Regions from separate parts of the Homo sapiens genome. Here all the other regions are linked to region 3. A link is a contact called in ENCODE Hi-C or POLR2A ChIA-PET data. All regions are on one chromosome and are shown on one strand. The core of a region is the stretch at or near the end of the contact, and the rest is flanking DNA. Distances in the headings are between cores, read along the strand shown.

Region 1 (4,824 bases), core at 1,265-3,764, 93 kb after region 3:
CACCCTGCTGATTTTTTTGTATTTTAGTAGAAACCGGGTTTCACCATGTTGGCCAGGCTAGTCTCTTAACTCATGATCTCAGGCAATCCACCTGCCTCGGCCTCCGGAAGTGCTGGGATTACAGGCATGGGCTACCATGCCCAGCCTCAATTTTAGTTTTTTAAAAAATAAAATTGCACCACATTGTCAGTTTAAAATTTTATCTTTGGTAAAGATCAACACTGACATATGGGAGTATGTGTATTGTTGAATACCATGACAAATGAGTAATGTTAAAGTTATTTGTGGCTGCACACGGTGGCTCATGCCTGTAATTGCAGCACTTTGGGAGGGTGAGGCTGGTGGATCACTTGAGGTCCAGGAGCTCATGACCAGCCTGGCTAACATGGTGAAATCCCATCTCTACTAAAATTACAAAAACTAGCTTGGCTTGGTATCGTGTACCTGTAATCCACGCTACTTGGGAGACTGAGGCATATAAACAAGAAAAGCCAGGGATTTTTTTTTTCCCTTTCTTAAAACAGTCTTGAATCCAGTCAAGTTTCAGAATTGATGATTGATCTAGGACTCAAGCAACCTGCCTGTTACAGACTAGATTCTTTTTGACTGAGAAAGTTTTCAGGTGCATTTTCAAATTGTCTTCCCATGAAATGTCTGGTTTTGTGTTAAGATAGTTTCCTAATGAAACCATCAAGACACACCACTTTTTCCCTTAATATGCAACATTTCATTAAGATGTCAAATTTTATTCCTCTTAAAATAAGTATGTACATTTAATGTATTTTTTCTTCGTGGAGCCATTTTCAATCAAATGGCTTAGAATTTACAAAAATATCCCTAAATACTAATATTTGTAATTCTTTCTGATAGAATATTACAGAACCAATTATTGATTGATGCCATTGGCTCAGTATAGGAGCTATTGCTACCTATTCTTTGGTAGTAGGTATGTTTATGGTGTTCCCCAACCCATATCAGTGATCTTTGGACAAGGCTAACCCAACAATGTGGTAATAATCTATTTCCATTTTTTCCCCCTTAATTACCAGAATTATATTTTCTTTAAAAATTATGTTAGAGTTTCCCCATGTGGTGAATACCTTGTATAGCTCCAGTGGTGAGCAAATGAGCATACTGGTTTACCATTTAGTCGTTTTATATTTTAAATGAGTGGTGCTTGCAGTTGATAGTATCCGGGTAAACTGATGCTAGACTAAGACAGCATGTTTGTGGTGAAGTACTTGCAAATAACATTAGAAATCATTGATTTCAGTTTAGAAATAAAACACAAGCTACAAAAATTTTGCTGGTTGATTTATTTTTAAGCACAAAATCAAGAATTCCAACTATGTTACGAACATTTTGAGGCAAGGACTACTTCCTCAGATGTGAATGAGAGTCCATTTCTGCCTGAGCAGCATTCTTTGTAACTAAAAGCCCCACCGGCTGAAATATTTTGAAATATTTTTCTTCAGAAAAGTAGAGAATTTGACTCCTAATTGTGTTCATGGGACTGTTAACATAGATTCAAAACAGAACTATTACTTGCTTCATTTTGGCTATGGTCAGATGAAATAGTAGGTTTTAAAAGGAAATTCCAGTGATAGTACGGAACTAGCTAGCTAGCTAGTTTAACGGATTTATTGTTTTCGGTCACAATTTGACATATTGTTATTTAAATTTTAATGTAAACCTGTGTTAAACTTTTTTATATCAGTTTTTTTATCTACATAGTTAAGTTTGAGGCAGATGTCTGTCATCAGTTGGTAGTTCATTTAACTAGTATTTACTGGAGATAGAATGGAAAAAACTGCTCCTTTGGTTCTCTTAATTTTTGTTTTGTGACGGAGTCTTACTCTGTGATCCATGCCGGAGTGCAGTGGTGGGATCTTGACTCATTATGAACTCCGCCTGTTAGGTTCAAGCGATTGTTGTCCCTCAGCCCCCGGAGTACCTGAGATTATAGGAATGTGCCACCACACCTGGATAATTTTTTCTATTTTTAGTAGACACTGGGTTTCACCATGTTGGTCAGGCCCGTCTCCATGTCCTGGCCTCAAATGAGCCGCTCGCCTTAGCCTCCCAAAGTGCTGGGATTACAGGTGTGAGCCACCCTGTCCGGCAAAACAGATTATTTCAATCTGTTCACATTTTTAAGATGAGAATCAGCTGTGGTCCATTAAATGGTCCATGTACCAAATGATAGCTTTATTATTAATAGATTAACGTCTACTCTGGTGTAGTGTTGACATGTATTACTAGGTTTTTTGAGACCCAGGAAATGTCACTGTTTGCAGCTAATGTCTTATGGTCAGAATTTCCATTTAAGAAGCTTCCCTTTGAAAACCTCTTCTTAGTACATGTCTTGTAATGCTTTTACTTTGGAATTGGGGTAGACATTCTTTGTCTTTTTTTTTTTTTTTTTTTTTGGTGGTGGAGGAGACAAAAGTTTTTACTCTGTCGCCCAGGCTGGAGTGCAATGGCTGTCTGCAACCCCCACTTCCTTCCTGGGTTCAAGCAACTCTCGTGCCTCAGCCTCCTGCGTAGCTGGGATTACAGGTGTGCCACTGCATCCAGCTGGTGTGTTTTGTTGTTTTTTTTTTCTTTTTCTTTTCCTTTTCTTTCTTTCTTCCTTTCTTTTTTTTTTTTTTAAGACGGAGTCTTGCTCTGTCACTGAGGCTGGAGTACAGTGGAATGATCTCAGCTCACTGCAACCTCTGCCTTCCAGATTCAAGCAATTCTTCTGCCTCAGCCCTCCTGAGTAGCTGGAATTACAGGCGTGTGCCACCATGCCCGGCTAATTTTTGTATTTTTAGTATACACGGGGTTTCCCCATGTTGGTCAGGCTGGTCTCAACTCGTAACCTCATGATCCACCTGCCTCCGCCTCCCAAAATGTTGGGATTACAGGCATGAGCCTCCACACCTGGCTGGTGTATTTTGTCTTAATCTGTTCAGGTGATTAATGTCTCTAGAGTGTTTTAATTTCTTAATCTGACTAGATTTTATACCAACACCATCAAGTTTGATTATGGGTGCAGTTACAATTCTCCTAGGGTTTAGTCCTTGTTCCCCTGGTAAAAGATTTTAAACAGCCTAGCCTTAATCAGTAAGTAATCAGCTATTGTTGCCTCATCTATTGTATAGCTTTCTCATAGTGAGAATTTCCGCTTAATTTTTAGCTGGTGCTTGAAGTAGTCATACTGAGCTTCTTAATATATATCCCTTTTAACTTAAAGGTTGTCACACTATGTATGTTTTTTTTCTATTTTCACACTTACCGTCCTCAACATTTTTCGAGGCAAGGACTACTTCCTCAGATGTGAATGAGAGTCCATTTCTGCCTGAGCAGCATTCTGTGTAACTAAAAGCCTTAACTGGCTGAAATATTTTGAAATATTTTTCTTCAGAAAAGTAGAGAATTTGACTCCTAATTGTGTTCATGAGACTGTTACATAGATTCAAAACAAAACTGTATTACTTGCTTTATTTTGGCTGTGGTCAGACGAAATAGTAGGTTTTAAAAAGAAATTCCAGTGATAGTACAGAACTAGCTAGCTAGCTCATTGGTTTAGATACGGGTGCCGGTGAAGGTTTGTGGCTTAGGAGGTAGATTAGATATTTATTTCCATTGGACTGAGGCTTAAGCTCAGTTTAATGCTCATGGATATGGATAACTTATTTTGATTCACCTCCAGAAATTGTCGTTAAGCAATTTGTGTTTGTGCAAGTGTTACCATCTCTCACAAAGGATATGAGTTTCTGAACACTGATATTTTATAGTTTCTGTATCATTATACTTTGCAAGATTTTGGTCAAAAAGACCAAAAGCTTTATGTCAAAATGGGAAAGTAGTGATAATAAAAAGTTACTCAGTATCTTTTTCTTTGCATTAATTCCCATGAATGGATTAAACTAAGAGATTAACCATACTTAGGGGAAATGCAAACTTTTTTCTGTTTTCTTTTTTTTTGAGACAGTGTTGCTCTGTTCCGCATGAGTGCAGTGGTGCAGTCATGGTTCTCTCACCTCCTGGGCTCAACCTGTCTTTCCATCTCAGCTTTCCTTGCTCTTTTAATTTAGGAAAATGTTCCTGTCCATAGCCACTCCTGGGACAAGATTAAACATTGCTTTGTTGAAATAGTGTGGAAACACTTTTAAGTTAACAGAGGAGAGAATTAGCAATGAGATCTTGTAAATGTTTTCACTACAGGAAGATTGGAGATATTACAACTCAGAATAACTTGCCACTATTGTATATATATAAGAGGGAGAATCATGACAAAGGTGATTAATAATATTTTTAAAGTTCTTGACTATCACATTTGTTTTTTAAGAAATATTTGGAGTTAGAACAGTTGGTAGGTGTATTTTTATAGAGTACCTGGGCCTTTGCATTAAGTTAGTTGCATTTTTAAAAAGCTTGCAGAATTGAAGACCTTTTCATACGTTGCCATAGGTTCTTATATGGAAATGACAATGTGGAATGTAGAAAGTTTAGAACTGATGTCCATGTAAGAAGTATTTTGTTCTGTTTTGAATTTTCTCTTTACAAATGTAAGTGTACCAAGCCACTGCTTTGGTGTATCTTTATCAATCACTGGGATACTAAGTTTAAGACATTTGAAATTAAGATTTCTAATAGAAACAGCAATTAGTTGAGCAACCAGTGTTTATTGAGTGCTAAGTGTGTACTGGCCAGTGAATTTAGACATAGGTGAGTAGTGAACAAGATAGACAGTGGTCTCTGCCCTGTTGGAATTAAGCGTAAATTTAGTTAGAAATGATACTACCTGTTTTTATATGAGGTATTTTTTATCAGTAG
Region 2 (5,067 bases), core at 1,567-4,066, 75 kb after region 3:
CCGTATTGTGAGTACGTCTGTCTTTACTGTTGCCTCCATCTTGAATTTAAGTCCTCATAGTAAGTATGGGTATTTTATTAATTTTAGGCAAACTTTGGAAGTTGGGATTTTTGTATTTTAAAAATAAGTAGTTGATGATTTTTGTAGCAAATTTAATAACCAGACCATAAAGAAAATGAGAAATCATATCCTTAAACTCATAACAACCATTGCTAGCATCCTTGTATGCCTGGATGCTTTTCTACTGAGTTTTTCCTTTGTGGATCTTTGAGAGAATTAAGGCCTGATACACATGAAAAATGCCGTGGGGTATGAATTCCTTGCATCTTGATTAGTACTAGCTATGTACTCAGACTTGTGAAAATAATACTAGCTATGTACTCAGACTTGTGAAAATTGAGAAAATGGTCATTTAAATCCATTTCTGTCTTATTCCAAAGGGTACCCCTTTCAATCACATCTGTATTTTTCTGCAAATGTCCATTTGGAACATTGGACTGTGGTTTGATGGGTTTTTTCCCTTATGGTCAGTATTCTGTGTTGGCTTACGGAGCCCCTCACCCCTGGTAATTTCTTCTCATTAAACCTATGGAGATTATATTTTCTATTGATAAACCTATTTGTGAAAAATAGTTGCTTAAAACCAGATTATACCTCCACTTGTAATAATGGGAAATCTTAATAACCAGCAGTAGTATCTGAAACCAGTTAGGCCTCAATGCAGATTTTTGTTTTAATTCCTCTTTTTAGTGTCCTCAGACTTTCTGGCATACTTAATAGCTGAAAGGCTGTTGGTGGATTTCAGTGGCTACTGTTTGTTAATTTTTATTGCTTAGTGTTAAAATATTAAGAAGTTTTTGTAAAGATATACTTTAGAAAGTAACAAAGACAGACTTTTGAATTTCAGAAAGATTTGGAAGGAAGTGAAGTTTTGTTTGAGCTTTTAAATCAGTACTGCCTGTTAAATGACTGTATTAAGCATCAGAATGATAGGAGTCATGTATATATGAAATGGTGTTAAACTACCTGTTTTTATGTACATATATGTATACATTAGACTTTTTTACATCATCCGTGAGAACTAGTTTGTCATGATTCACTTGAGGATTGGAAGGATAACAAATACTGGAATCTTTTGAGATTTATCAGTACCTTTCAAAGGGATGAAGGGGAAATCAATCTTAAGAATGTTTTTAAATCTTGTTCAAGATTGGGGGTTGGAGTGGGAAGAGGCAGGAAACAAAATGCTAAAAGAATGAAATAAAACATTTTCGCTTTACGGGACCTGAGATGGTATTGTGAATCTGCATATGGTTATGGTAGGATTGAGCCTCCATCACATACATAAAGACAGATAATTTTTGGTTTTAAATAATGCGTGGAAAGTTGTGTATTTTTCTTTAATTCCCCAATCTTTAATTTGATTCATGCCGTGTTCCACTGGCTAGTTTTATCATCATCACCATCCGATATTATTAAATGTCCTATATTTTAGGTTATATAAAAAGTAGCCTTCGAGTCATTGCAGTCTGTAAAAAGATGGTATTGATACTTATGTATCTAAAGCATACTGCAGATTAATTGAAGTATCTGGAAATAGGTGTTTCCAGTGTAAATGAATTGATTCTATTTATTGCCTTTTGAAGAAAATTATACTTAATGGGTAAGTGTAAGCTATCCATATTAATCTAGCTAATGAATGGCTTGGGACAGAATTTGACGTTTGCTATGCTGTGTGTATATATACAGAACCGGTGAAACTCAATAAAAGCAACGTGAATCAAGATTATTGATGGCAGGGAATAGTTAGCATGACCTGTAATGTGAAAAACAGCAGAAACTGGTGTCAGAGAATTTAGGCAAATCTAATTTGCTTGAGTACTTAGAGGAGGGCCACTTGGAATTATGTCCAAGGAAATTATATTGCCAATGATCTGCCAGGGAGAATTTTTTTTTCCTGAGAATTTAGAGTTTAGTGCTGCTGAAATAGAATGGAAGAGGAAGAAGTTGACTTTCTAGAGTATATTCAGAGGCTGGAGTCTCTGAAATTATTAGCAAATACATACTTAATGCTGTGAGTCCCTTTAAGTTGCCTAATACTCTGGGCAGTTAACAGTGATTCAGAGTGAGAGTGGAGAATGTTTTATCAAGGAATATTGTTTTTAGCATCTGTTCACCTGTATACTTTTTTTTGCTTTACAGTTTTCGGCTTTGTGAGAAACCTTACCATCAAACACGATGGCCAGCAACGTTACCAACAAGACAGATCCTCGCTCCATGAACTCCCGTGTATTCATTGGGAATCTCAACACTCTTGTGGTCAAGAAATCTGATGTGGAGGCAATCTTTTCGAAGTATGGCAAAATTGTGGGCTGCTCTGTTCATAAGGGCTTTGCCTTCGTTCAGTATGTTAATGAGAGAAATGCCCGGGCTGCTGTAGCAGGAGAGGATGGCAGAATGATTGCTGGCCAGGTTTTAGGTAAGTGAATTTTTTCATTGATGATGTAATTCAGGCCTGAGTTTTTCTATTCACGTTTTTTTTTTGTCTTTATGTCTGTAAAACTGACAGCATGAGATATTCTGGATATTGCGACTGTTTAGCCTAATAAAAATACATTAGGCTTATAGTTATAATTGGCTAAGTAAAGGATATTCTTCATTGTACCATTTTGTGTAGTAGAGCTAGGACAACTCTACTACAATCGTGAGTAGGGGGAGCTGGGAATGACACTTCACAATGTAAAAACGTTGCCTAAATGGTTGTGTCCTGCCCACAGCAGACTGGAGGAGCCCTCTAGTGTTGATTGCTTGTCTCCCCATTGGGATTTCACTCCATCCGTTGGGCCGACTGCAGTTTGGCTCAGTGTTAGATTTTCTTGTATTTTAAAATGTAATGACACCTCAGAGTACTTACTACCTATGATTTGGTTTATTCAAGCCAGAATCCAGTGTCCACATGTTTATTTTATTAGTTGTACTAGATGTCTGTTTTAACTTCTCATTTTATGTGTACCTTGTGCCTCAGTTTCAAAATTATCATACCTTTGTTTTTACAAAGTTAAGATGATTATTTTTAAATTTATATTTGTGATTTAGTTTATTCTTTGTATACATTCTACTATGTATATTGACTCAAAGCATGGTAGGTTAGAGTTATGTGAAACAATTCTTTGATAATGTTATGTAACCAACCAGATACATAATTTGGGTCTATTTCATTGTTTTTACATCTTACTGGATTGCTTTTTCAGAAATTTAATTCTCTTTAGTTTTGAAACACTTTATATGGTTTCAAAGTCAGAATTGTAAATGAGGTTAATGTACCAAAACCTGAAGGTTATTCATGTAATGGTGTTCAGCAAATAGACAATATATTCAGTCCTTTTTTTTTTTTTGAGACAGAGTCTAGCTCTGTTGTCCAGGATTGTGTGCAGTAGTGCAGTCTTGGCTAATTGTAACCTCAGCCTCCCGGGTTCAAGCGATTGTCCTGTTTCAGCCTCCCGAGTAGCTGGTACTACAGGCATGTGCCACCACACCTGGCTAATTTTTGTATTTTTTAGTAGAGGTGAGGTTTCACCATGGTGGCCAGGCTGGTCTTCAACTCTTGACCTCAGGTGATCCTCCCGCTTTGGCCTCCCAAAGTGCTGGGATTACAGGCGTCAGCCATTGGACCTGGCCTGAGTCAGTTTTCAGTTGGTCATTTGATGAGCTGCTTTTGTATAAAAAGGGAAGATAAATAAGATTAAGTTTAAGATATCCACATTTGGCCAGGTTCGGTGGCTCATGCCTGTAATTCCAGCACTTTGGGAGGCTTGAGTTGGGCAGGCCATGAGGTCAGGAGATGGAGACCATCCTGGCTAACACCGTGAAAAGCCATCTCTATTAAAAAATAAAATTAGCAGGCTGTGGTTCTGGGTACCGGTAATCCCAGCCGCTCAGGAGGCTGAGGCAGGAGAATTGCTTGAACCCGGGAGGTGGAGGTTACAGTGAGCCGTGATTGCACTCCAGCCTGGGCAATGGGGCAAGACTCTGTCTAAAAAAATACCCACACTCATCTAGTTAATGGTTTGAGGTGGAATTTGGAATTTATATTTTGGGGCATTTGTATATTAAAATGAAGCTCATTTTAATAAAAGCAGTATATATGAAAATGGAGTTACTGTTGACTCGAGTGCTGTAGCATGACTGGGAAGGTAAACTGAATTTTAGAGAGTTTTTGGCTTTTTGACATGGGCTTTTTAGAACAAGGAGAAGATAAATTCTTGTTTGGTAGGCAGTGGGTGGCAGGGTAGGTAGCTGGGCATACGTGTTACAAATTGTATTTGAAAACCAGGGTTGTTTCCCTTTGCTCTTTTATTTTTTTTGGTGTGTGTAAAGGTTGTTTAAGCAATTGATCAATTATTCAGAAAGCAGTCGTTAACCCAGGATATTTTACGTGTAGAACAGCTAATCCTTACTTATAAAGAAAATCTGAAGTTGCCTTTGAGGATGATTTGAGGTTGTCACACTTCACTATGTTAATTTGTGAATTGGCATATATTTTAATATATTTCATTCTAATATATTTGTAATAATTCGGAATGAGCTGAACCATTCTTGGAAAGGCAACCAGTGATAGTTTTCTCTTGTAATAGTAACTGAGTGAACAGTCAGTACCTTGAATGGGGAGAGTTGAGTTGAAGTGGTATCTGAGGGTGGAGAGTACCAAAGACAGACTTAATGTTAGTCTCAGGAACACTTGAATGGTAAAGAACAGACTACAAAGAAACGGAAGATGAAGCCTTAGCCTTGTAAAAATTTGTGAGCCTTTTTAATATTAAAAGGAGAGATGAAGCTGAGCTTGATAGCTCACACCTGTGATTCCAGCACTTTGGGAGGTCAAGGCAGATCACGTGACCCCAAGAGTTCGTCCCTACGAAAAATAGAAAAATTAACCAGGCGTGGTGGTCCCTGCTACTTGGGTGGGAGGATCACCTGAGCTTCGGAGGTCTAGGCTGTATTGAGCCATTATTGCATCACTGCACTCCAGCTTGTATGACAGTGAGACAGTGTCTTAAGGAAAGATGA
Region 3 (4,476 bases), core at 503-3,002:
CTTCTGGAGCAAGGTTTCGTATGCCTGGAAGAAAGAAATTATTATTATTTTATTGATTTATCAATTTCATGATATATTTATCACTGTAATATAATGCTTAACATTTTTAAAGACATTATAAAAATCCCACAAAACAAATCAATTTGTGTACTTGTTTACTAATTGTTGCTATTTTTCCCCTGCCCTAGCTTGCCAAGTAGTCTGTGACTGCAATCATTCACACCATTTCTCAAAAAAGAATGAAGGGTCATTTATTAACATTTGCATTGTACTTGGTGGATTATCCAAGAAAAATGTTTAATCTTAAATTAGGTACTGTTACTTAGCACACTTCAGAAAGATCTCTTCAGTTTTAGTAAAAAAAAAAGAATGATCATAACAACAGCTATAATTAGTTGAGTAGTTGCTATGTGTTACTATGTGTTTCATTACCTGCCACATCATGATCATTATAATCATTTCACACATATTATCTCATTTAATCCTTGTAGCAAATATGAGAGGTAAGTTTTCGTTTTTGTTTTTGAGACAGTCTCACTCTGTTGCCCAGGCTGGAGTGCTGCGGCACAATCTTGGCTCACTGCAACCTCGGCTTCCCAGGTTCAAGCAATTCTCCTTCCTCAACCTCCCAAGTAGCTGAGATTACAGGTGCCCCCCACCACACCTAATTTTTGTATTTTAGTAGAGACGGGGTTTCACCATGTTGGCCAGGCTGGTCTCAAACTCCTGACCTCAAGCGATCCACCCACCTCAGCCTCCCAAACTTTTTTTTTAAATTTATTTTTTATTTTTTAAAAAAGGTCAAATAATCTTGAGAGAGAAAAAAATTGATCATATCAACTTGCTTAAAACCCTTTCACATAGCTCTCTGCTGTTTGTAGGATAAAGTCTAAATTCCTAGCATGTTCTGTCTTTAATGACAACGAGAAAAAAAATTCTTAGTGTGTCCTTCATGACCAGACCTGATGTTTCTCACCTCTGCTCTCATGGAAAGCCCCCTCTTCTCTTACACACTTATTAACACAAGCTAATCTTTTAGTATTTCAGTATTTAACTCACAAATCTATTCCTTTATTAATCCTTTTCTTTTTTCTTTTTTTGAGACAAAGTCTCACGCTGAGGTGCCGTATCGGGATCTCGGCTCACTGCAACCTCTGCCTCCTGGGCTCAAGCACTCAAGCAATCCTCCTGCCTCAGCCTCCATAGTAGCTAGGACTACAGGCACACATCACGATGCCTGTCTAATTTTTCTATTTTTGATAGAGATGGGGTTTCGCCATGTTGTCTGGGCTGGTCTCGAATTCCTGAGCTCAAGTGATCCTCCCTCCTTGACCTCCCAAAGTGCTGGGATTACAGGCTCCAGCCACCGCACCCAGTCATTAATCCTTTTCTGATCTGGCACTGTTAAAGGAGTTATTAAAAATAATTTTAGGCAGATAGAGAGGAAAAGGGGTCCTTGGAAAGTTTTCTCGTCCTTTAAAGCAGCTCCAGAAACGTTTTTTGTCTAGCAGGAAAGCCCTGGCTCTTACAGCCGGGAAGGCAACCTTTGATATGCAAATACAGGTCTTTAGAAACTGGGTCCACCCAAACATGGCGATTCCCGCCCTTGTCTTCCTGTCCTTTCCCCGACCTGTACCTGGCAACATGGCCACCCCCACATATCCCCACGTGTGTAGAACATCATGGCGCCCTTCATTTGCATATTAAAAGACTAGGGTAGGAGGGCCAGTTTTTTCCACAGGCTACATGAGTGACATGCCTGGTCAAACCAATCCCCTGAGCCCTATGCAAATCAGACACTACCTCCTCCTGCCTACTCATATAAGCAGCCACTTTTCCCGGCACATGAGGTCTCCCCTCTCTGCTTTGGAGTCCTTCTCCCTCTGTCTCAGTACAGGGGAGCTTCTTCCGTCTTTCTTCTCCCTTGTTTCTTGCCTATTAAACTCTCCGCTCCTTAAAGCCGCTCCACCTGTGTCCGTGTCGTTTTATCTAATTCGCGTGAGACAAGAGCCCTGGTGTTCCTCCACTTATCAGCCATATCAGCACCTCACCCACTGGTGGGTCTGACTACTCTCTCTTTTGTGTCCTGCCCATACCCTGCATAGGATAGTTGAATTTGTTTACTTGTTTTCTCACTCCTATAAACTCCTTGAAGGCAGTTTTTTCTTACTTACCCTTGGAATCTTTGTATCCCAGTGCTTTGCAATTCCTGGTACTGGATAAATATTTGTTCAATAAAAGGATGGTGCTGACCTTACTTTGACCCTTGATACTCTATTTCCACCAATCAGATGTTAGTTTCTAATGTGTGCTAATGCTAAATATACTTACCTTGAGGGCTGTTGTCAGGCTTAAAAAAGATCATGACTGTAAATATCTGGGACAGAGTACAGCTCACAGAAAGTGCTAATTAAAAGGCTAGTTTCCTTCCCTTCCCTGTGACTGCTTTTGGCTTCCTAATTTAATCACATTCTGGTTGTGGTCTTCGTAGGGGACCGTAACCCTTACACAAGTTAACTCCACTTTATTTCACCTTAGCAGGCAGAGCTTGAGCCTTCCTCTTAATAGAGAACTAATGGGAAATACTGGGAAAAGCATAGACTCCGAGTTGTGAGGCTTGGATTTGAATATCACTTATAAATTGTGTGATATCACTTATAAATTGTCTTTCTGAATTGTGGCTTCTCATATTTAAAATGGAGAAAATAATATGAATCTCTTAATTGGGGTTTCCCCCCACCAAGAAAGCACAGCTGATGATGGCAACTCACCTCTTGAACTTCTGTTAATTGTGCTTTTGTCATAACCAATGAAGCATTTCTTTCATGTAAGAGCTTCTTAAGTCGAATCAGCTCTACCTTCTCTTTAATGGAAGCTCTGCAGAGAAAGGCGCTAAATTATTCTGTCTGAACATGGATAGAATTAAAGACATTTTCTCCTTGACTATGCCCTAGTAAGAATACCTCCCTCTTGTCTCTTGCCTTCCCGTCTTACCCACACTAGAACACAAGTATGTGGTGTATGTACAGTCTAGTAAATAATCTCCTTTCTCCCATTTCTCATCACGCCAGCCAAGATTTGATAGAGATCACTAACCTTAAGCTTATGTTATGAGAAAAGATAATAACTACTTTTTTAAATGATGGTGTTCATAATTTCCCACAAACCTTGCAATGTCAAGCTAGGTCTCAGCCGTTTCCTTAGAGAAACCAGTGAGGTTTGAACGTGCTAGAAAACTTAAAAAGAAGATTATGAACCAGGCACCGTGGCTCACGCCTATAATCCCAGCACTTTGGGAGGCTGAGGCGGGCAGATGGCCTGAGGTCAGGAGTTGGAGACCAGCCTGGGCAACATGGCAAAACCTTGTCTTTACTAAAAACACAAAAGTCAGATGGGTGTGGTGGCATAAGCCTGTCATCCCAGCTATGGACACTGGGCAAGAGAATCGCTTGAACTGCGGGAGGCGGAGGTTGCAGTGAGCTGAAATCAGCTTAGGCAACAGAGTGAGATTCTGTCTCAAAAAATAACAATAGTGGCCGAGTGCGGTGGCTCAGGCCTGTAATCCCAACACTTTGGGAAGTTGAGGCGGGCAGATCACGAGGTCAAGAGATTGAGACCATCCTGGCCAACATAGTGAGACCCCATCTCTACTAAAAATACAAAAATTAGCTGGGTGTGGTGGTGCGCACCTGTAGTCCCAGCTACTCAGGAGGCTGAAGCAGGAGAATTGCTTGAACCTGGGAGGGGGAGGTTGCAGTGAGCCGAGATTGCACCACTGCACTCCAGCCTGGCGACAACAGAGTGAGACTGTCTCAAAAAATAATGATAATAATAATAATAATAGTAAAATACACCCGGCACGGTGGCTCACGCTTATAATCCCAGCACTTTGGAAGGCTGAGGCGGGTGGATCACGAGGTCAAGAGATTAAGACCATCCTGGCCAACGTGGTGAAACCCCGTCTCTACTAAAAATACAAAAATTAGCTGGGCATGGTGGCGCACACCTGTAGTCCCAGCTACTCGGGAGGCTGAGGCAGGAGAATCACTTGAACCTGGGAGGTGGAGATTACAGTGAGCTGAGATCTCGCCACTGCACTCCAGCTTGGGTGACAGAGTGAGTCTCTGTCTCGGAAAATAAAAATAAAATAAAATAAAATAATAGAAAGAAGATTAGGCTGGGCGCAGGGGCTCACGCCTGTAATCCCAGCACTTTGGGAGGTCGAGGAAGGCGAATCACCTGAGGTCAGGAGTTCGAGACCAGCCTGGCCAACATGGTGAAACCCCCTCTCTACTAAAAATATAAAAATTAGCCAGGTGTGGTGGTGGGTGCCTGTAATCCCAGCTACTCAGGAGGCTGAGGCAGGAGAATTTGCTTGAACCCGGAAGATGGAGATTGCAGTGAGCTGACAAGGTGCCACTACACTTCAGCCTGGGCAACAAAGTGAGACTCTGTCTCAAAAAAAAAAAAAAAAAA

Evidence for each region. Hi-C counts contacts between places; a loop is a spot of excess contacts on that map. ChIA-PET counts read pairs that join two places held with the same protein, here RNA polymerase II (POLR2A). Pooled maps may share reads with other maps.
Region 1: POLR2A ChIA-PET joins it to region 3 with 10 read pairs in WTC11. The contact joins two enhancer-like sites. POLR2A ChIA-PET finds 5 or more read pairs at or near these places in 9 of 52 experiments (A673, CD8-positive, alpha-beta memory T cell, GM12878 and 6 more).
Region 2: a pooled map shows a loop between it and region 3 (3-fold over the local background). The contact joins two enhancer-like sites. A Hi-C loop is called at or near these places in 10 of 50 pooled maps. POLR2A ChIA-PET finds 5 or more read pairs at or near these places in 9 of 52 experiments (CD8-positive, alpha-beta memory T cell, Caco-2, GM12878 and 6 more).

Annotation. Positions count from the first base shown.
Region 1 is chr14:21,213,726-21,218,549 of GRCh38, reverse strand. The region is part of intron 5 of HNRNPC (heterogeneous nuclear ribonucleoprotein C); the gene reads left to right. Among named protein-coding and RNA genes, the nearest start is that of LINC00641, 9.2 kb to the right of the region's middle. Within about 2 kb of position 2,514, at least 2 of the 41 ENCODE cell types and tissues checked have a DNase peak (open chromatin) inside an H3K27ac peak, as active enhancers do.
Region 2 is chr14:21,231,365-21,236,431 of GRCh38, reverse strand. HNRNPC (heterogeneous nuclear ribonucleoprotein C) reads left to right here. Exons shown (of 9, transcript NM_004500.4): 3 at 2,203-2,479. The coding sequence starts at 2,239. Among named protein-coding and RNA genes, the nearest start is that of LINC00641, 27 kb to the right of the region's middle. Within about 2 kb of position 2,816, at least 2 of the 41 ENCODE cell types and tissues checked have a DNase peak (open chromatin) inside an H3K27ac peak, as active enhancers do.
Region 3 is chr14:21,306,132-21,310,607 of GRCh38, reverse strand. It overlaps RPGRIP1 (RPGR interacting protein 1), which reads right to left. Exons shown (of 25, transcript NM_020366.4): 7 at 2,772-2,877; 8 at 1-24. Among named protein-coding and RNA genes, the nearest start is that of RPGRIP1, 28 kb to the right of the region's middle. RefSeq lists enhancers at 1,215-1,374, 1,197-1,724. Within about 2 kb of position 1,752, at least 12 of the 41 ENCODE cell types and tissues checked have a DNase peak (open chromatin) inside an H3K27ac peak, as active enhancers do.